Regions from separate parts of the Homo sapiens genome. Here region 2 is linked to region 1. The links are chromatin loops, found by intact Hi-C in ENCODE. Cell type or tissue: heart right ventricle. All regions are shown on one strand.

The links. A loop is a pair of places that touch in the nucleus more often than their neighbours do. Peaks named below come from ENCODE experiments on the same cell type or tissue, not always from the same donor. Only the 100,000 strongest peaks of a DNase experiment are listed, where the experiment ranks them.
Region 2: it touches region 1 in a loop (8-fold over the local background); 1 of 110 quality-filtered maps calls a loop at or near these places.

The regions. Positions count from the first base shown.
Region 1 is chr16:17,402,981-17,407,980 of GRCh38, reverse strand. The region is part of intron 1 of XYLT1 (xylosyltransferase 1); the gene reads left to right. Among named protein-coding and RNA genes, the nearest start is that of XYLT1, 65 kb to the left of the region's middle. RefSeq lists an enhancer at 1,822-3,021. In heart right ventricle, no CTCF peak of the experiment used is centred here; a DNase peak (open chromatin) is centred at 2,504; H3K27ac peaks cover 2,632 bases.
Region 2 is chr16:17,024,958-17,029,957 of GRCh38, reverse strand. No RefSeq gene overlaps it. Among named protein-coding and RNA genes, the nearest start is that of XYLT1, 440 kb to the left of the region's middle. In heart right ventricle, no CTCF peak of the experiment used is centred here; no DNase peak of the experiment used is centred here.

The DNA of each region.
Region 1 (5,000 bases):
GATATTACAGGTAAGCAAGAAAGCAAGAGAGAGGGAGGGGAAGGCCAGACTGTTTGTAAACATCCAGCTCTTGCAGAACTAATAGAAGGAGGGTATTGATCTATTCATGAGGGATCCACCCTCAAAACCCAAACACCTCCCATTAGACCCCACCTCCAACACTGGGGATCAAATTTCAACATGCGGTTTGGAGGGGACACACATCTAAGCCATAGCAGAGGCCAAGTTACTTGCTCAGGGGCACATAGCCAGAAGGTAGAAGGCCCTGGGTTAGAATGCAGACCTGCCTGAATCCCAAGGCCATACTCTTCCTTGAACACCATGCAGTGGTTATTTTAGTAGGGGTCACACAGATGGGTGGGGAGCAGGCAGAGAAATAAACAAAGAGACTGAGTGCTGCTGTCTCATGCCTATAATCCCAGCACATGGGAGGCTGAGCAGGAGGATCAGTTGAGCCCAGGAACGCATGTCCATACTGGGCAACATAGCAAGACCCCATCTCTATAAAATATATAGAGGATTTATAATGTGTCCACATTTAGTGATTGCTAACCAAGCGTATGTCACTGGGCTTAGCAGGCACTTTGAAAAGCAAAATATCTCTTATTCCTTAAAAATAACGCTGTGTTATACCCCTTATATATATACACATATATATAAATTTTTAAAATAAGAATAAATAGGCTGGACGCAGTGGCTCCTGCCTGTAATCCTAGCACTTTGGGAGGCCGAGGCAGGCAGATCACCTGAGGCCAGGAGTTCAAGACTGCTGGCCAACATGGCGAAACCCCATCTCTCCTAAAAATATAAAAACTAGCTGGGGTGGTGGCAGGGGTCTATAATCCCAGCTACTTGGGAGGCTGAGGCAGGAGAATCGCTTGAACTCCGGAGGCAGAGGTTGCAGTGAGCCGAGATTGCGTCACTGCATTCCAGCCTGGGTGACAGAGCAAGACTCTGTCTCAAAAAAATTAAATTAAAAAATAAAAATAAAGAAGCAGCAAAAGGTTTCAAATTAAAAGGGTGACTTTCGAAAGACCATATGACCCTGTGGGAAGAGACATACTATGTTCTTATGTTTTATTTTTCTGTTGCATACCACACCCAACCCAGGGCCTCATATATTCCAAGCACATAGAATAATTTGTTGAAGGAACATTGAGTGAACAAGGAAAAGAAATGGCCATTTCTTCTTTTGTTTTTTCTTTTGAATTAACCCTTTAGCTGTTCAGCATCTTCCTCCTTGTTTAAATGGGCGTTGTGGTCCCTTTTGACCCCCAGCTTCTGAGGCCTGCTGGGGAAGGTTGGCGTGAACACAGCTTCTCTTCCCCAGGGCCTCCTGGTCTCCACTTGTCTTCCCATCTGCTTTCCAGATGATCAAATGACTCATCAGCTCCCTGCAGCCTTCCCAAACCTGCTTTTTGTCTTCTCCGCTCTCTTTCCCAATTTCTTAGGCAGGACTCCTCTGGCTGTGAGTGACGGAAACCAACTTAGTCTAGTTTAGGCCCCATGGGGGAGCTTACTGGATCCCAGATGGTGATTCACAGGAACCCTGGGAGAGACCTCACTGGAGCACAGAGAGGGGAAGCAGTGTGCTCTAAGTCACACAGCTGTTCATTATGGGGAGGGTTGGGAGAGCTTGAGAATTTTGAGAACAAGCTACATGCAGGTGGTGACTATTTATTTGACTAATGTACTCCCAGTGCCTAAAACAATAACACTCATCATATAGTAGGTGCTCAGTAATATTTGTTGAATGAGCATGTGAATGCATGAATAGTGGAGTCTCTTATTTTTATAAAATAGAGTCTCACTCTGTTGCCCAGGCTAGGCTGCAGTGGTGCAATCTCAGCCCATTGCAGCCTCCACCTCCCAGGTTCAAGCGATTCTCCTGCCTCAGCCTTCCAAATAGCTGGGATTACAGGCATGCACCACCACGCCTGGCTAATTTTTGTATTTTTAGTAGAAGTGGGGTTTCTCCATGTTGGCCAGGCTGGTCTCAAACTCCCGACCTCAAGTGATCCACCCACCTCAGCCTCCCAAAGTGCTGGGATTTCAGGCGTGAGTCACCAGTCTCAGCTGAATAGTGAAATCTTAAAGTTTTCATCCCCCCTCTGTATGGATAGGAAGTAACTGAGGGCAGGGAGGGGAAATGGAGGAATTCTTTACATCACTGTGCCCTTCTTTTCACTCTCATCATGCATCAGGGGCCCCAGGGCCTGGCTTCTGCTAGCTTCAACCCTGGGTTCTCGTCCTACCTTGAGGTTGTCTCAGCCTCTGCAGGTGACAGAGAGCCTGCCTGCCCCAGCCTCAGCCTGGACATCTCCCAGCTCACGAGGGCACCACAGTGAATGGGCGTCATTCAGTTCTTGCATCAGACTGGCTCGGCTGACCACAGCAAGCTACGGCCCCCGAGGAAGATGCCAGGAGCTGGGTTTGCTGCCAAGGGCTCCCTGCTGCTGTCCCTGTGATTTCAACTCCCCAGGGCTCCCAGTGGGTGAGAACAAGGGCTGGCTGTGGCAGAGTTCTCGTCTTTGGGTGGGGTGTGTGGCGAATGGAAAGTCAGCCGCTCCGGCCTCGTGGCTTGGCTGCTGCGAGCACGGATGCTTTATAAAGTGACTTTTCAAGGCCTTCTCCCTCCACTGGGCCTTGGCAGCCACGCTGTTTCTCCAGAACTGAGCCGGCCTTGTGTCTGTTGGGAAGAAAGACATGAAAATGAGGGCTGGAGCGGACGCAGGGCCCCGATTCCAGGAGAAACAGGGCATCATGTTGTGCTGCTGCCTGGGGCAGAGCTGACAAGCGCCACATTCATTCCTCAGCAGGAGTTGGCTCCCTTTGTGGTATCAAATGCCCCCTCTGCACAGCCGCGACATTGATCAGCAACATCAGCTGTGTAGAGAGGTGGCGCGGGGTGGCGAGGCCGTTTGATTAACCAGGGGCCCTCTAAATGCTGTTTTTCTAATCTGAGTCATCCCTCCAGAAAGTTATGTGCTTGTGTGTGGCAATATTACAAGTGTATGTTGTATTCTGTGTGGAGGGCACCTCTCAGAGGTGTGCAAAGAGGCAGCCCTTATTTGGAGAAGAGGGGCAGATGCGCGTGGTTGCAGCTCTCTGCACACGTTTATGCCTGTATTTCTATCCCTATGCTATGTTTGCATGCCTTTTGTGAATGTACACAACTCTGAATGTTTTTCTTTTTAAATTTTTATTTTTTAGAGACAGGGTCTCAATATATGCCCAAACTGGTCTTGAACTGCTGACCTCAAGTCGTCCTCCCGCCTCAGCCTCCCGAGTTGTTGGAATTACAGGCAACTGCCCCTGTGCCTGGCCAACTCTGACTGTTACTTGTGCATCTGTTGTTGCATGCATGAGTGGGTGCGTGTCTTCCTAAGACAGAGAGGCTTCCTGGATTCGAAACATGGCTTTGCTTCCTATGCACCATGTGATGAATTCCCATCAGCCTTGGTTTTCTCACCTGTATAATGGGGATGATCATGGTTCTCACCTCACAGGAGAGTCTTGGAGGTTAAATGGGGCAACATCTGGCTCCAGGTCAGTTGTTGACGTGTGTCAGTTACTGTGGCTGTTACGGTTTTGACTTTGCAGGCTTGCTAGTATGTCTGTGTGACCTGCTCCACGCCCTCATCCTCAGCTGTAGCAGGAATTGTGTTGGTGTTTTCTCTTGCTTTCTGAACAAAGGATCCAGTGCTCTGAGTTCTGAGGAGGAAAAGGGACAGGATCTGAGACTCTTTTGGTTTCATCAGGGGCTGCTCAGCTCGCTGTGTCCCACCTGGATGGGGGAGGAGTATCCGACCCTTCCTGGGCCCTGAGTCCCTCCTGGGTCACTCAGGCTTGTCACACCTCCTCCCTGAGCCCCCCCCCCAACCACACATAGACACACACACATACAGTTATGCACATTGAATCTGTCTGACGTTGCTGCGGTTTCCCAGGAGGGGTTTAAATAATTCTCTGTGGCTGTGGTCTGAACTGCACAGAGAGAATCTCGTTGTCTCTAACCTGCTAGTGGATGGCTCCCACCTGGCCTGACCTCTGGCTCCAAAGGGCAAGTCCAGCGTTTCAAGCTGCTCTTCTAGCCCTTATGAACCTGAGGTCTTGGAGGACGGCTCTCAATGGAGAATTGTGTCTGGAGAAGAGACAAGGGTGAGGTATTCCCAGATGGGCTTTGAGGAAAGGGCCTTTTGCCTCTCCTGCTGTGAACAGCTTTCATGGCTCTTCTTCTGCAGTAGAGTAGTGATACAGTTTGGCTATGTTCACACCCAAGTCTCTTCTTGAATTGTAGCTGCCATGATTCCCCCACGTGTTGTGGGAGGGACCCGGTGGGAGGTTATTGAATCATGGGGGCAGGTCTTTCTGGTGCTGTTTTTGTGATAGTGAGTGACTCTCATGAGATCTGATAGTTTTATAAAGGGGAGTTTCCCTACACAAGCTCTCTCATTCTCTCTTGTTTGTTGCCATGTAAGACGTGACTTTCACCTTCTGCCGTGATTGTGAGGCCTCGCCAGCCACCTGGAACTGTGAGTCCATTAAACCTTTTTTTCTTGATAAATTACCCAGTCTCTGGTATGTCTTTATCAGCAGCGTGAAAACAGACTAATCCAGGTGTTAAAATCGCCGGCCCTGGCAGAAGATTTGTAGGTTCAAAGCCAGGTTTTGCCGCTTACTGGTTGTATGACTTGGGCAAGACGCCTGCCCTTTGTGAGTGTGTCTCCTCATCTGTCAAATGGCTATAGCTGCATCCAAGGCTGGATATGAGGATTAAAGGGAGGTATTCCCATAAAATCCATAGAGTGATCCCTGGCCTGCAGGAAGCATTGGTAAGTGTTAGCTGTGGCTGGCTTATTACCATCAGTTACTTGTTTGTCTCTGTGTATCGTCTTCATATTTGAGGTCCTCACTCTGGAAGCTGGGATGATGGTCATTCCGCACAGGCCTTTGATGTCATAAGCACCTGGTGAATATTTTGTGATTCATTTATCTAT
Region 2 (5,000 bases), 380 kb after region 1:
TTTGTGCAATGTGGTATCAAAGTGAAGTCTCCTTTAGCCTAGGTTCCAAAGTGACTGATGAGAAAACTCCAAATAGTCAGTGTTAGAAATACAGTAAGAGTAAGAAATGAATTTCCATTATGCCAAACCACTGAGATTTGGGAGCTGCTTGTTACCACAGCACAACACAGCTCATACTGACTGATACAAACCAAAAATTGTTTCATCTCACTAAGCCTCTGCTTTTTCAATTATACAATAATGATCTCCCTCAAAAGATTATTGTGAGGGTTCTATTAGATATTCCTGTAAAACCACATGGGATTGTGCCTGACATATAGTACATGCTGCAAATGTTAGCTATTCTTACTGAGGAGTATGTAGCCTTCTAGTTAGTTTGTGGCTCTGTCAATGTGAAAAACACCAAGACTAAAAGAAAGGTATAGATATAAGAAAGCAAATATAAATGTACCCTAAGCCTCACCAGCCCGAGGGACAAATGAGGTCAGGAACAGTAATAATTCTCATTTTTTTAGCTCCTGGCTTTAAATGTAAATTCCAGGACCTCTGGACCCACCTTAACATTTCACATGGTCCCTTGTGAAAACAGCTCTGTTGGCTTCTCCCTACAGTCCTCCGTGATGAAAAGTTCAGAAATAAGTTCATGGGACCAGGTGTGGGGTAGACATTACAATAGCAGCTAAGCTTTATTGAACACTTACTCTGTGCAAGGCAAGTTGCTAAGTCCCTTTACATACATTACCATGTTGAACTCTTAATTACCACCATAGGAGCTTGGTTATAATTGTGCTCATTTTGTAGATACATAAACAAGGCCCCTCAAATCTAGTTAACCTCCCTCAATATTACAGAGATAGAAAGTGGGACTAAGAATGTCTGTCCCCAAAGCCAGCAGTCATTATAACTATGTCATTCTCCCCAAGGCCTCATTTATAAACCACCTTCTCAATTGCCCCTTACAACTATCATCATCATGAAAATCAACTCATTCAACTAGATGCTTGTTGAGCCCATAAGACATGCTCAGATGCCTTGAATCCAAGTGGGAGTCAAAATTAGACCCAAAATGAGCCATTACATCCCCGTGACATAAATCACTGTATTCATAAAAAATGGAGAAATTGCAAATGAGCCTACAGCCCAATGGCTTGCACCAAATCTGAAAGATGCCATTTTAAAAAAGAAAGTTAATAGACTTAGAGCAGTCTACTGGGTAGAGAGGCCATTAATATAAGATAAATAATAGTAGTGGGTTGGAAGCAAAGGAGTTCATAAATTCTCACTTGCTTATTAAGGGTGGTATCCTTTGGATTCCCATTTATAATATATATGACTGCATATAAATGAATTATAAATGTATGTTTTGCTTAAATACCAAGCACTGGCTGCTATTCTTCCCTGATGCAGAAAAATTAAGTTACAAAGGAATGAGTTAAGATTGTTTACCATCCTATTATGAAACAGAATACCTCATAGCTGGAAGGGTACTTAGGGATCAACTATCTGTTCCAACTCCATCCCTTTGCATATGAGAAAACTTCTAGTTTAGGCCACACAGGGATTTCCAGTGATTTAAAATTCAAACACACTAGTGGAGCACAAACACATTTTAATTTACTCCCTACCACTGACAGCTCTAATCAAGGCATGAGCCTTCTGTTCAAAGCCAACAACTGATCAGCCTTCATGATGAATGGACACAGAATCCTAATTCATACTGATTCTGGCTTCAGGCCTTTGCTTGTATTTCAGTCCTGAACTTACACCATTATTATCCCTATTACAAAATAGTAGTGATTAGTTTCCATCTGCAGCTGGAACACTGATTGGCCTATCTTTTCAGGGGCATTTATTTAAGGTCACTTAAAACCATTACACTTGTATACGTTGATCCTGGATAAACAGAATAACTATGGTCTAGGGTAAGGATGATGAAAGAAGCCATAAATAAGTTTAGGGAAATCCCAGAGCAGGGGAGCCACTGCTACAGTTCCCAGGAGTCTGTACGATTTATAGAGAAGTTCTTTGACCTACATGGTACCCAAGCCACAGAGTAGAAATGGCCATGGGGATTTTCTGGGTGGGGAAGACTGAGGGCAGCCTTGCAGATCCTCATGCCAGTGTGGTGTGGAGAGAGCAGCCGGAAGCACCTAAGTTTCCACGAAGGGCACAGAAGTGGCCGTGAGAACCAGAGGACCAAAACATTCTCACATTTGGGGATTAGGGATGTGGATGTATTGACCCCAAAACAGATACAGAACCACGATCAATCAGCAGTGGTAGAAACAAAGGGACACATAACTACACTAGGTGGGGACAGGTAACAACAGATGATACTTCCCAAAGTCTGGCATGCCTTAATACTAAAGCCTGCACCTCACACCAGGAACTTTAAACACAGTGGGAAAGACAGAGAGAAATGCAAAGGGTAGAAAGTTGGGTCAACTGAGCAGTATCCACAAGAGACTGAGTTTTAAACCAGAAGTGATTACATTTTCTCTAATTCAATTTTGCAGTGGAAGTGGGTGCTTAAGAGTAAAATGAAATTCAGTTACAGAAAAATAAAATTCTGTTTTCCCTTATCTGAGTTTTCTGATTGGGAAAACATCTGCATCATAAAATAAGTTCTTGATACAGTGCTGGGCTTCATAAGTGATCAGTAACTTTTCGCTGCTGCAGCTACAGTTGCTGTTGTCCTTGTTATTGCTGTTATTATGCTGTGAGCTCCTGGAAGCAGGTACAGTATTTTTTGTTTGTTTCTGTCTTTCCAATGTTTATCACAGAATAGGTTCCTCAGCACATATTTGCTGACTGGACACCCGAATTTACCACCATACCCCCTTCCCCCACTAGCACTCAATGCTATTATTCATGCAACCTGGAGCCAAAGTGACATCTCCTTTAGACTAGGTTCCTAAGTGACTGATGAGAGAGCTCCAACAACCAGGGTTAGAAATAGAATGTGAGTAAAAAACAAATTTCCATCATGCTAAACCACTGAGATTTGGGGGCTGCGTGTGGTAACCACAGCACATCCTGTCTGATACAAACTAAAATTGAAATGTACTTGAGAAGAATTACCTAGTCTGTAGCATACTGTTTTACCTCCTTTATGTCATTGAATTTTTACTCTCTGTATTTTATAGTCAATGAATCTGAAATTCCATGCTATTAAATCATGTGTCTAAAGTCACAGTCAGTAAGGGACAGGGCCATCTGAGTCCAGAATTCTAGAATTTTCCATTACACTAGACTGCCCCCAGATGAAGACTTTTTTTTTTTTTTTTTTTTGAGATGGAGTCTCACTTTGTCACCCAAGCTGGAGTGCAGTGGAGTGATCTCTGCTCACTGCAACCTCTGCCTCCTGGGTTCAAGCAATTCTCCTGCATCAGCCTCCCAAGTACCTGGGATTATGGGCGTGCACCATCACACCCAGATAATTTTTGTGTTTTTAGTGGAGGCGGGGTTTCACCATGCTGGCCAGACCAGTCTGGAACTCCTGACCTCAGGTGATCCACCCACCTCTGCCTCCCAAAGTGCTGGGATTACAGGCATGAGCCACTGTGCCTGGCCCTAAATGAAGATTTTCTTATACCTACTTCTCTAATATACATTTTACTTTGAATATAATAGGAGATAGCTACTTGATCTATATTACTTTCCACTTTTCCAAACAGAATTAAAGTAAGTAAGATTTAAGGTAGGGGAGAAGGAAAGCTGGATGGCAGTTCGGAGAAATCCAGGGTGAAAATGAAAAACCATGATCTTAAACTTTGGTGTATATGTCCCCAGTAGGAACAGCAACATATATACAATATGGCAGAAAGTACAACATGGCGGAAAACTCTGATGGAGAAAATAAGCATCCAGTTTTCCTGTAGACTGGGATGGAATAAAAAAGAATAATAGACGTATTGGCAAGGATGTAGAGTGACTGGAACTCCCACACAATGCTAATGGGAATATAAAATACAGAGTAACTCAATTACTCTGGAACACAATTTGCCAGTTCCCAATAAAATTAAATAAGACCCCAGTTTCAATCTTAGAGTTATACCCAAGAGAAACAAGTATGTATTATATTAGGCCATTTTTCACATTGCCATAAAGAACTTCCCAGAGACTGGATAACGTATAAAGGAAAGAGGTTTAATTGACTTACGGTTCTGCATTGCTGGGAAGGCCTCAGGAAACTTACAATCACGGTGGAAGGCAAAGGAGAAGCATGCACATCCTTAACAAGGCTGCAGGAGAGAGAGAGCAGGGGAAATCGTCACTTACATCACCATCAGATCTTGCGAGAACTCACTATCACTAGAACAGCATGGGGGAAACCACCCCTGTGATCCAATCACCTCCCTCCCACTAAGTCCCTCCCCTGAAATATGCGGATTACAATTTGAGATGAAATTTGAGTGGGGACACAGCCAAACCATCTCATGGATGCCCACAAAAACATTTGTACAAGAATGCTCATAGAAACTTTATTCTTACTAGTCCCAAACTGGAAACAATGCAAAGGTCTATAAAAAGGAAAAGAGATAATTGCTGTATGCAAATACAATGTAATACGAAACATTAATACAAATAGAATGAAATGTGGTAAAACCAAATAACATGGATGATTTTCAAAAATATTTTGGGCAAAAGAAGCTAGAAACAAAAGAGTACCTTCTGGATCATGCCATTTATATGAATGGCAAAAACAGGAAAGCTAAGCTACAGTGATTGAGATCAGACAGTGGTTACATCCAACAGTGGGGTAACTTTAATAGGTCATGAGGGATTTTTCTAAGGTAATGAAAATGTTCTGTGACTAGATCTGGATGGTGGTTACCTAAGGCATATACCTGTATACAAATCCATTGATCCGTATACTTAGGATTTGTGCATTTTAGTGTATATAAGCTATACCTCAACAAAATAAGAAAAATAGTTTAAAGAGAATGATAAAAATGTTATCTACATCTCAAGATGGCAAGCACGGCTGTAGGATCTTG